Linked DNA regions of Homo sapiens: region 1 is linked to region 2. A link is a loop called in an ENCODE intact Hi-C map of the cell type or tissue named here. Cell type or tissue: sigmoid colon. All regions are shown on one strand. Each heading gives the region's core, and the rest is flanking DNA. Links, peaks and the distances in the headings are about the cores only.

Region 1 (5,371 bases), core at 287-5,286, 330 kb after region 2:
GTCTGGGGTACCAGGCATAAGATAGAGACCAGGTCTAAGTCTTGGATCTTATAATTGGAAGAGAAGTGACCTGCTTCTTTGCCTTAGATTTTTTTTTTTTTTAAACAAGGTCTCACTCTGTTGTCCAGGCTGGAGCTGGAGTTTGGTGGAATGACCTTGGCTCACTGCAGCCTCAACCTCCCCAGCTCAGAGATCCTTCCAGGTCAGCCTTCTGAGTAGCTGGGACTACAGGTGCACACCACCACGCCCAGGTAATTATTTAATTTTTGCAGTGACGGGGGTCTAGCTATGTTGCCCAGGCTGGTCTCAAACTCCTGGGCTCAAGTGATCCTCCCACCTTGGCTTCCAAAGTGCTGGGATTACAGGCATGAGCCACCCTGCTGGCGGGGCCTTTTTTTCAGAATGATTATTTTCTATTGTTGAGATGTAGCTGATGTGAGCTGGCTTCTTGGTAGTCTTGAAATAGCCTGTATTTTTTACTACAAGCAAGTTATGTCACACCAATTTTAATTTTTCCTCTCCCAAGAAACACAAGCAGTCCATGAGTGAAAGCAGCCAAGGGGCCCTGAAGAGGTAATACAGATTGTAGACCACTTTAGTAAATACCATGAGTTTGTTTTCATGTATCTAATTTACCTTCATCTTTACCAAGAACTTTTTTGTTTAAAACACTCTTGTCCTGCACTAAGATTTTCAATATATTTCCCTCCCTTTTCTGAGCTATTAGCCTCTCTCTTCTCTGAGACGGAGTCTCGCTGTTACCCAGGCTGGAGTGCGGTGGCGCGATCTCGGCTCACTGCAACCTCTGCCTCCTGGGTTCAAGCTCTCCTGCCTTAGCCTCCTGAGTAGCTGGGATTACAGGTATGCGCCACCAAGCCTGGCTAATTTTTGTATTTTTAGTATAGACGGGGTTTTACCATGTTGGTCAGGCTGGTCTCAAACTCCTGACCTTGTGATCCACCCACCTCGGCCTCCCAAAGTGCTGGAATTACAGGCATTAGCCACCATGCCCAGCCCTATCTTCTTACCAATTTTAATGTGCCGTACTGTATGTGATTATCCCCAACCAATTGTTTAAATCATATAGTCTAGCCTATTATGTGAATGGGCACCTACCTAAATCTTGAAACTCTTCACCTAGGTTGCAATTATATTCCCCTCTCCTTTAAAAATCCTTATATGTCTCATTGATTGTTCTTCCAGATTCATTTACCAACCACCACACTCTATTAGAAGCCAGAGTTTATGGGGTTAGAGCTGGAAAACTGACAAAGTAAATTTCCTTTAGTACCTCTCATAACATCCCAAGTCAATATGATGCTTCATGTTAAGCAGTGCAATCACAGCAAGTAATAAGATTCTACATACCAAACCACATTTAGCTTGTTGTCTTCGAGTTTTTGGTAGAGCCTTGTGCTGGGGGTGGCAGGAAGAGAGAGGGGACACAGCATGGCCAGTGCTATATAGCATGGAATGCTTTTAACAGAGAACAAAGTGTTTGTACTAAAAGGCAGGAATCTGGGGCTCAGTAGGTGTTGAGTAACTGAATTGCTATGAATGATTTTCCGTCAAAATCTAAATAACATTCCAGCCTTTGCCAGCTTCATAGGGGAATTAGATAGTAGGAATGCACTGAGTTTGTGCTCCTGGGAAGACTCCACGATTGGGGGAAGGAAGGCAACAGAAATGAGGGCAGGGATGTTGTTTATCTCCGTCCAAGCACAGGAGGCCCCGGGTGGGATGACAGGTGGGATGACCTCCGTTTACTGGTGGCCCAAAAGCACACCTATGCCTTCAGGATGAAGTGCGCTCTGCTCCTCACCCAAAGGTTTATTTCTGGAAACCTTTAACTGAAGTACATGCACATTCAGAAGAATACATGTATCCTGAACATACAACTCACTGGACTGTCACAAACTGACCATACCTATGCAACCAGCACCAGGTCAAAAAGATATTATTTTATTTTAATTAATTTATTATTATTATTTTGGAGACAGGGTCTGGCTCTGTCTCCCAGGCCGAAATGCTGTGTCATGATCTTGGCTCACCGCAACCTCCACCTCCCGGGTTCAAATGATTCTCCTGCCTCAGCCTCCGGAGTAGCTGGGATTATAGGCGTCCGCCACTATGCCTGGGCTAATTTTTGTATTTTTAGTAGAGACAGGGTTTCGCCACATTGCTCAGGCTGGTCTCGAACTCCTGACCTCAAGTGATCCACCTGCCTCGGCATCCCAAAATGCTGGGATTATAGATGTGAGCCACCGCGCCCAGCTAAAAAGATATTTTAATAATATGAATGCAACTCTGCATGTGCATGAAATGCAAAGGTGACAGGGTGTTATGAAAATGTCTCCCTTCCCTCTATTTTCTAGTCACCCAGATTTCCTATTAAGAAAAAAAAATTGTCATTAGTTTCTTAACCAATGGGTTTTAAACCAGACTTCCTGACATCTGTAAGATCTTGGCTTGGGCTCGCGGCCTCGGTGAGGCTGGAAGGGTCTTTGTGTGAGCTCAGGACGGCGCTGGACAGGTGGGCCCTGGCTCCAGCTCCGGCTGCAGCGTCTTCCCCGCGCTCCCGAGCCTATCCCTCGGGCGCCGGCCTGGGCTGTCCAGCGAGAGGGGCGGAGGGGCAGGGCCCCGGGCTAGGTCCAGGCCCGCAGCTGGCATCAGGGGGGGCCTGGGTGGGAAGACCGGTTGGGGTGGGGGTGCACAGACCCGGGGAATCTGAGACGCAAGGTTTCCGGCTCTTGGCCGCTAGTGAGGAAGGCTCGAGGCCGATCCTGGCCCAAAGCAGGGCGCCGGGCCATTGTCAGTCCTGGGAAGGGGGATTGGGAGGAGCCCCAGAGGGGCGGCCATTCCCTGGGGCGGCGTGGAAGGGAGGCAGCACCTCCAGGCGACAAGTAGAGCTGGGCCCTGGCGGGCTGCCACGGGGGTGTCTGGCAGTCTCTCCTGGGTCTAGGGCTGTTCCTCTGAGGTCACGAGGTGGTCCTTCGGGTGTGTCTGGGGTAAGCCCCTCTAGAATCTGGGGGCGGCCTCCCGGGGGCCATACTGCATCACGTAGTGGAGGTAAGCAGAAGCCCGTTGGGGAGGGCCCGCGGTGCTTCTGGTTTGAAGATCTCCAGGAAGAGTGATTTTAAAAAATAGCCTGACTGACGTGTAAAGAACCCTATCAAGTACCGTTTGCTGAGTCATGAGTGCCTGTTCAAGTTCAAGCCTGAGAACGGAGGGAAGGGGTGGGTGAAAAAGGACTCGCCAACGCCGCGGCGCCTCTAAGCTGGTAAATACGGCCGGCCTGAAGTGGGCCAAAGGTCGCCGCCTGAGGGACACACAGGCCCAGGCCCAGCGGCTGGCCTGAGTCTACGCGGTTTGTGGTTCCTCCTTAGGAAGCCAGATATGGCACTTTCACTTTAAAGATAAAGAAAACGATTTTAAATGAAAATAATTTTTTTTTCCCTTAAGGGGTGTACACTTTTACTTGGGTCACCTTTTGGTCTTCTTTCTTTTAATAAAGAAACCCAAAAGTATGATCTCTCTCAAGTTTTCTTATGTAAAAAAAATGTATAATTTTATTTTGTATAGAGACGAGGTCTTGCTCTGTTGCTCACACTAGAGTGCAGTGGCTCAATCATAGCTCACTATGGGCTCCTGGGCTCAAGCCATCCTCCCTCCTAGACCTCCCGAAGTGCTGAGGTTACAAGCATGAGCCACTGCACTGGCTTCTCATGTTTATCTATTATCTGGTGCCAACAAAAGGAGCTATTTTAACTCATCAGCATTGCAGTTAGTTTTGAAGCTGACCATCCGATAGATGTTTATGGACAGTTCAATCCTGGGCTATGTAATTTTGGAAATAAAATGATAAAATTGTTTTTCTGATTCTATGGTTTATCTTCTAGTTGGGAAGATAAAACCAGCACGTGTAATGTAATACATGACAATGGAAGATTCTACGTAATTAAGGGTTAACTCTGAAATCAGAAGACAAGTTTTCCAAGACTTGGGAAGGTGGAGAGATCAGAGATCAGTGAGAGAACAAAGAATCGGGTAAGTATTTCAAGAAGAGGCGCGTCTTACAGTGTGGATCACATTTCTGTATGGGTGAGGTGGCTCACGCCTGTAATCCTAACATTTTTTTTTTTTTTTTTTTTGTGACTGAGTCTCGCTCTGTAGCCCAGGCTGGAGTGCAGTGGTGCAATCTTGGTTCACTGCAACCTCCGCCTCTAACACTTTGGGAGGCCGAGGTGGGCGGATGGCTTGAGTCCAGGAATTCAAGACCAGCCTAGGCAACATGGCGAAACCCCTTCTCTACAAAAAATACAAAATTTAGCCGGGCGTGGTGGCACATGCCTGTGGTCCCAGCTACTCAGAAGGCTGAAGTGGGAGCATTGCTTGAGCCCAGGAGGTTGAGGTTCCATTGAGCCATGATTGCGCCACTGCATTCCAGTCTTGGTGACAGAGTGAGACTGTGTCTCAAAAAAAAAAAATTCTGTGAGTACTTGCTGGGTTACACTAAATGAAACCTCCTGGTTGATAGCTGAATGCTACGCACGCGTGCGCGTGCACACACACACACACACACACACACACACACGGTACAGATGGGGTCTCTCTATGTTGCCCAGGCTGGTCTCAAACTCCTGGGCTCAAGCAATCCTTCCTCCTCAGCCTCCCAAGGTGTTGGGATTACAGGCATGAGCCACTGTGCCCGTCAATAATAATTTTTTTTTTTTTTTTAGACGGAGTCTCGCTCTATTGCCCAGGCTGGAGTGCAGTGGTGCGATCTCTGCTCACTGCAAGCTCCACCTCCCGGGTTCACACCATTCTCCTGCCTCAGCCTCCCGAGCAGCAGGCGCCTGCCACCACGCCCAGCTAATTTTTGTATTTTTAGTAGAGTCAGGGTTTCACCGTGTTAGCCAGGATGGTGTCAATCTCCTGACCTCGTGATCTGCCCGCCTCTGCCTCTCAAAGTGTTGGGATTACAGGTGTGAGCCACCACGCCCGGCCCAGTAATTCTTTATATTACTCACTCTTTTGGAATAACTGGTGTAGCTTCTCTCTCTTTATTGGACCCTGATAAGAGAATCACTTAGTATTAATTCTTTTGTGTTTGGCTAACATCATCATCATTTTGTTGGTGAGACTCAATCAAATTGTTACAGGTGATGCAGGATTTTTTGCCCCTTAGCTCAGATAGGTCTGGGTTCTTGTCTCATGACCAGAAAGAAGTACGCATGTGGACACTGAAAGAGTAAGGTGGAAAGTTTTATTGAGTGATTAAACAGCTTTTAGCGGGGAAGGGACATGGGGGTGGTCCCCCTACCTCAAGGCAGGAAAGTTCTCAATATGGCTAAGCCCGGGGCTTTTTGTG
Region 2 (5,371 bases), core at 74-5,073:
GAATAAAAGGCACTGCACTGATCATCAGATTTTAAAAGCAATAGCTCATGCCCATAATCCCAGTCCTCTGGGAGGCTGAGGTGAGAGGATCACTTGCACCCAGGAGTTGGAGAGCAGCCTGGGCAACATAGTAAGATCCTGTTGCTAACAACAAAAAAAAAATCTAAAAAAAAAAAAAAAAGATGATGAGCTGGGTGTGGTGGTGTGCACCTATAGTGTCAACTACTTGGGAGGCTGAGGTGGAAGATACATTTAAAAAAATGTTATGTTGGCCAGGCATGGTGGCTCACACCTGTAATCCCAGCACTTTGGGAGGCCAAGGTGGGTGCATCACCTGAGGTCAGGAGTTCAAGACTAGCCTGGCCAATGTGGTGAAACCCCAAAAATACAAAAATTACCTGGGTGTGGTGGCACGCACCTGTAATCCCAGCTATTCAGGAGGCTGAGGCAGGAGAATCGCTTGAACCCAGGAGGCGGAGTTTGCAGTGAGTCGAGACCACACCATTGTACTCCAGCCTAGGCAATAAGAGCGAAACTCCATCTCAAAAGAAAAAAAAAAAGTTATGTTGATTTTGCCACAATACAATAAAATCTTGGGGAAGACAGAGCTCTCCTCCTGGCCCACTGGGACTTGAGAGCTGGCTGTCAGAGCTGGAGGGCAGGCAGGTAGCCCCATGGCCTCTGCTGCTGGAGGGGGCCTGGTAATTCTAGCAAGGAATAGCTGTCCCCGTGGAGGTGATGGTAGAGAAAGGTGCTGGCCACAGTTTTCTTTCCCTACAATTTATAACACAGGAGGGAGTGGGAGCCAGGAGACCCTGTGTGGGGACAGTGCCATCCTGGGTGGAGGCCCACCCCCACATGTGGCTTGATGAGCCGCCCCCACCTCATCACATGAGGAGAAAGGAGAACTTCCCTTTGGGGAAATGGACCCCCGTTTTAGAATCCTAGTCCTGAAGAGGCCTACGCCATGGCTTTGAGCTGGGCTCCTGACCTGGCGGGTGGTGACAGTTTCCTTGGGGTGCAGGAGAAGGGCAAGCTGTGGCTGGCCAGCTGAAAAGTGCTGGCTGGAAGAGGGACCGTGTTTACATTTTTAAAATCTGGGCCAAGAAAATCTGTCTGGGAATGGAGTTCCTGGACCAAGTCGATTGGATCCTGATTTTATGGATGAAGACAGTGGTTTGGGCTGTGAAGTCTGGTCACTACAGGTGATTTTAGCCAGAGTCTGTCTCTGGCCATGAGATCATGGCTCTTAGAGCATTTCATTCTGATGTCCTCAGTTCATCCCAGGCCTGCACTCTGTTCCCTGCTGCTGGCAGAAAGTGCTCCTTGAATCTAGCCTACGGATCATGTGGCAGAAACACACCAGGACGCATGCGCGTGGGATGCTCATGGCAGCTACCTGTGTTTGTGCGCCTGAAAAAGAGGTCATAGGAGTGACGTCCAGGTCCATGTAGTGACTGCAGGAGCATGAAACCTGGGCTCATGGGAACCATTTCTTTTTTTCTGAATTGTGATTCTAGAAGTGAATAATTTCCAATTCGAGCTCTTCTGCTTGGCCCCATCAAAGACACACAGACGAACACTCAGCCCCTGAAGGGACACACACGCCACCCTGGGGGTTCAGCTGAAGGCTTAGGTGGAGGCGGCATCCAGGCCTCACAGGGTCCAGGCCCTGAGCCCGCTGGAGTGCCTTGGCTCTCCCCACCCACCCTCACCTGCATGGGGCACATCCTGGTCTGAGCTAGCGGGCTAAATGCAGATGATAGAGAAACTAAGATGAGAACGAGAAAGTGTCACATTTGGAGTGCCTGTCACCTAATCCGAACCAGAGACAAGACAGCCACGCCTGCTGGGACCCTTCCCCTAAGGGAGTGGGTTTCAATTCCACCAGTCTCCTGGCCAAGGGCCCACTGAAGACTTTGACAATAGCAAAACCAACCTTTGCTGCCTCCTCCCTGAGGCCTGGAGCCTCCCTGAGGGTTCTGCGAAGAGGCTGCTCTGTCCCGGGCCACTCCGTGAATCATGGGCACAGGAGACAGGGCGGCGGTGGCCGCAGCTCCTTCAGAAGCTCCCAAATGCCAAGAGGTCCTTCTGAATGTCCTCCCCTTTCCCATGGGGAGAAGGCCAGCCCGTCCCTTCCCCAATTCCTCCCTTCGAACAGGTTGGGCCCCCACAGTTTCCCCACCATCTGGACGTAGGCCTAGGGCCTCTCAGCGAGTGAGGGCAGGGGCTGAGTCAACAGGATCAGGCACTGGAGTGAAAATTCCTTTTTTGGAAGCCAGGCAGTCACTGCCCAGGCCGGTGGAATCCTTGGGAAGTGACGCAAGCCCAGAGTCAGTGAGAGGCAGGAGTGAGCGCCCCTCGGCCAGGCCGGCCACACGCCTGGCTACAGCCCTCCTCCTCACCTCCTCTCCTGCTGGCCCGAGGTGGGCAGGGCGGTCAGGAGCTCCTTATATAGGAAATGTTTTGAAGTCACAGCAGACGGCCTGTGCCTGAACACTCTTTGTAACCCTCGCTCTACCAGCAGCGCAGCTCATTCTGGAAGGCAAGAAGGGATAATACTGAAAGTGCCTGTTTTTTTCGCAGTGTGAAAGAAGAGCCTGTGCTTTGAGGAACGCCACCTCCTTTCCTTTTGTCTGTCCTGCTGTGGGGCCTGGCCCAGCTTCTCCAAGAACTGGCTCAGACACAGTGAGAGCCCAGGACTCAGCGCCGGTCACGGGGCCTCTCAAAGGGGACTGCAAACTGTCTGTGAAGGGAGGACCATCCCTGCCGGGAACGGCTGAGCAGCAGCTGGGAGCCCCGGGAAGGGGGTAGGGGAGGGGAGAGTTTTTCTTCCTCTAGGGTTCCGGGACACACTGTGGTGTCTTTCTGTGGCCAGAGTTGGTGGCTAGGGAAGGAAAAGGCCTCCAAGGCATCATTTCTTAATCAGGAAATATTTTTCTTCTAGCATCTGTTCCCCCTGATTCTAGGAACAGCACCCTATTTCTCTTTGGGGTGGCTCCAGGACTCAGTGTGTGGCCCAGCCTGGCAGAGCCACCAGCTGCTGTGTCTGCAGCATGAGGTGTAACCCAGGACATCCAATGGGGGGACAAGGTGTAGCCCAGAGCTTCCTGCTGCAGGGCCTGAGGTCTGCACTTGCTTCCACTTGAGGGGGTCCCCCCTCCCTGCAGGGAATCAGATCCAAGAGAGTGGGAGACAGATTCTTACAATGTTGTCTGATTGCCTTCGTCCAGCTGTGCCTGCAGCTAGAGATCCCAGCCACGGACAGGAGGTTCCTCGCAGCTGAGCCAGCATGAGGCACAGCTCCACCTTGGCAACGCGGTGCCCCACCTGGCTGCAGGCAGAATCTGCAGCTGAGGGTGCAGCAGTTGTTTTTTGGTTTTTAAGAAAAAGGCTGGGCCGGGTGTGGTGGCTCACGTCTGTAATCTCAGAACTTTGGGAGGCCCAGGTAGGAGGATTGCTTGAGTCTAGGAGTTTGAGACCAGTCTGAGCAACATAGCAAGACCCCATCTCTACAAAAATAAAAAAAACTAGGGGTGGTGGTGTGCACTTGTAATCTCAGCTACTCAGGAGGCTGAGGTGGGAGGATGGCTTGAGCCCAGGGAGGTCGAGGCAGCAGTGAGCCGAGATCAGGCCGCTGTACTCCAGCTTGGGTGACAGAGCTAGACCCTGTCTCAAAAAAAAAAAAAAAAAAAAAAGAAGAAAAAGAAAAAAGAGGCTGAAAAAGTAAAGTCCTTTCACTTTCACAAGTGAAAAAGTAAAAAAGTCCTTGAAGACCTCCACAATTTGAGTCCTTCAGTGTGAGGGCCCCTTTGAGCCTGTTAAAAATCCATGTTTGAAAAAAACATACAATAACATTTTGCAGCTTGTTATTTTTGTGGCACTAATAAAGACTTATGAGAGATTATATCTGTTAGCAGAATATTCCTGGATGAGTTTTGCTTCTATATAAAGTTTTTTTTTTTTTTTGCTGTTCTGATAGTTTTGTTTTGTTTTGTTTGCTTTTTGCTCTTCTGAGAGATAAAGGAGACACAGGAAGTGTCACACATCTTGAAGGTCATTCTTGCGATGGGTTTATTGCAGGAGATGATGGACCAAATGGCTCTGACACATGCACACGCTCCTGGGCACGCCTGCTGCGTGCTCGCTTCCCATGACCCCCAGGGCCCTCTATGCCTCCCCCCCAGGGCACCCTGCCCACTGCCCCCACTTCATGTACCACCAAGCCCTTTCCTTTTCTGGGCACCACTCCTGAGCAGCGTGACCAGCGGCCTCCAAGTGCATGTGGCTCAGAACATAAAAGCATCTTCAACATTCGTCATTGAGCCAAACGAAACACAGTGTTTGGCTCAAGAGCCGGCGACAGCCTGCATCCCTATCCACACGTGAACCTGCCCTTGGCTTGTGACCGGAGGGATGGCCGCTCTTCCTTGTCATCCAGCACCCGGAGCATGTATGTGCCCAGATAGATGAGAAACTGTCCCGTCACCTGGGCGGAGTAGGACAGGAACCGCAGCAGACTCCTGTGGCAGAGGCAGATGGGGAGGCTTTAGCTTGGGATTTTGGGCCAGTGAGAAACAGACAGGATGGGAATACTTCACTCCCCCCACCAAAAGGCACTCGGAGGAGGCCAGGCTGACATTTAGAGCATGGCTGTCTGACTCTCAGAGTGCACGTGTCCCAGGGCTGGCACAGATGCAGCTGCCGTGGCAGTGGGTCTGGCCAGGAGCAGGTCTCTGTGAGCTCCCTGAGGACCCCCTTGCTGCTGGCCCAAGACCACCGCAAGAAGCACGGCTCCCATGAGCCACCTGAAGTGCGGCCTGCTTGTTGAGTGGCTGGCAAGCTCTGTGTGGAGCAGATGGCCGCACCCGCACAGGTGTGCTGTGTCCTGGGCTTCGGCTGCTGGGCTGTTCTAGGGGCCCTGCTACTGAAATCCCTTCCCTTCCTAAGGTAGTAGCAGGACATTCAGCAGTGACTGAGCCCATGGGGATGCGATAGCCAAGCCTGGGCAGCTGTCTCATCAGGAGGGCCCACTGCCCCCAGCACCCACAACAGGGTCCCTAGCAGGCGGTGCCTCCAGTGTGGGGGCTGTCGTGAGTTCCATGGCTGCTTGTGGTGTCATCGGATTTATCAGAGAATACAAATTAGTAACAAGAAGGCTGAACTTGTCTTTCAAGAAAGACTTTGTGGCCAGGTGTGGTGGCTCATGCCTATAATCCCAGCACTTTCAGAGGCTGAGGTGGGAGGATCGCTTGAGTCCAAGAGTTGGAAGCTGCAGTGAACTATGATTGTGCTACTGCACTCCAGCCTGGGGGACAGTGTGAGACCCTCTTTCTTAAAAAAAAAGAAAAAGGGCCTGGAATGTGGTTCA

What was found. Peaks named below come from ENCODE experiments on the same cell type or tissue, not always from the same donor. Only the 100,000 strongest peaks of a DNase experiment are listed, where the experiment ranks them.
Region 1: it touches region 2 in a loop (4-fold over the local background); 3 of 110 quality-filtered maps call a loop at or near these places.

What each region holds. Positions count from the first base shown.
Region 1 is chr18:11,945,262-11,950,632 of GRCh38, reverse strand. LOC101927511 (a long non-coding RNA gene) reads left to right here and starts at 2,450. Exons shown (of 4, transcript XR_007066296.1): 1 at 2,450-2,533; 2 at 3,900-4,047. RefSeq lists enhancers at 2,031-2,778, 3,102-3,231, 2,799-3,567 and a cis regulatory region at 2,687-3,474. In sigmoid colon, for the core only: no CTCF peak of the experiment used is centred there; DNase peaks (open chromatin) are centred at 3,262, 3,662 and 4,273; H3K4me3 peaks cover 1,560 bases; H3K27ac peaks cover 970 bases.
Region 2 is chr18:12,276,275-12,281,645 of GRCh38, reverse strand. CIDEA (cell death inducing DFFA like effector a) reads right to left here. Exons shown (of 5, transcript NM_001279.4): 5 at 4,051-4,523. The coding sequence ends at 4,376. Among named protein-coding and RNA genes, the nearest start is that of CIDEA, 25 kb to the right of the region's middle. RefSeq lists enhancers at 1-3,949, 4,751-5,371. In sigmoid colon, for the core only: a CTCF peak has its summit at 2,439; DNase peaks (open chromatin) are centred at 1,345, 2,365, 2,685, 4,295 and 1 weaker place; H3K4me3 peaks cover 2,369 bases; H3K27ac peaks cover 2,194 bases.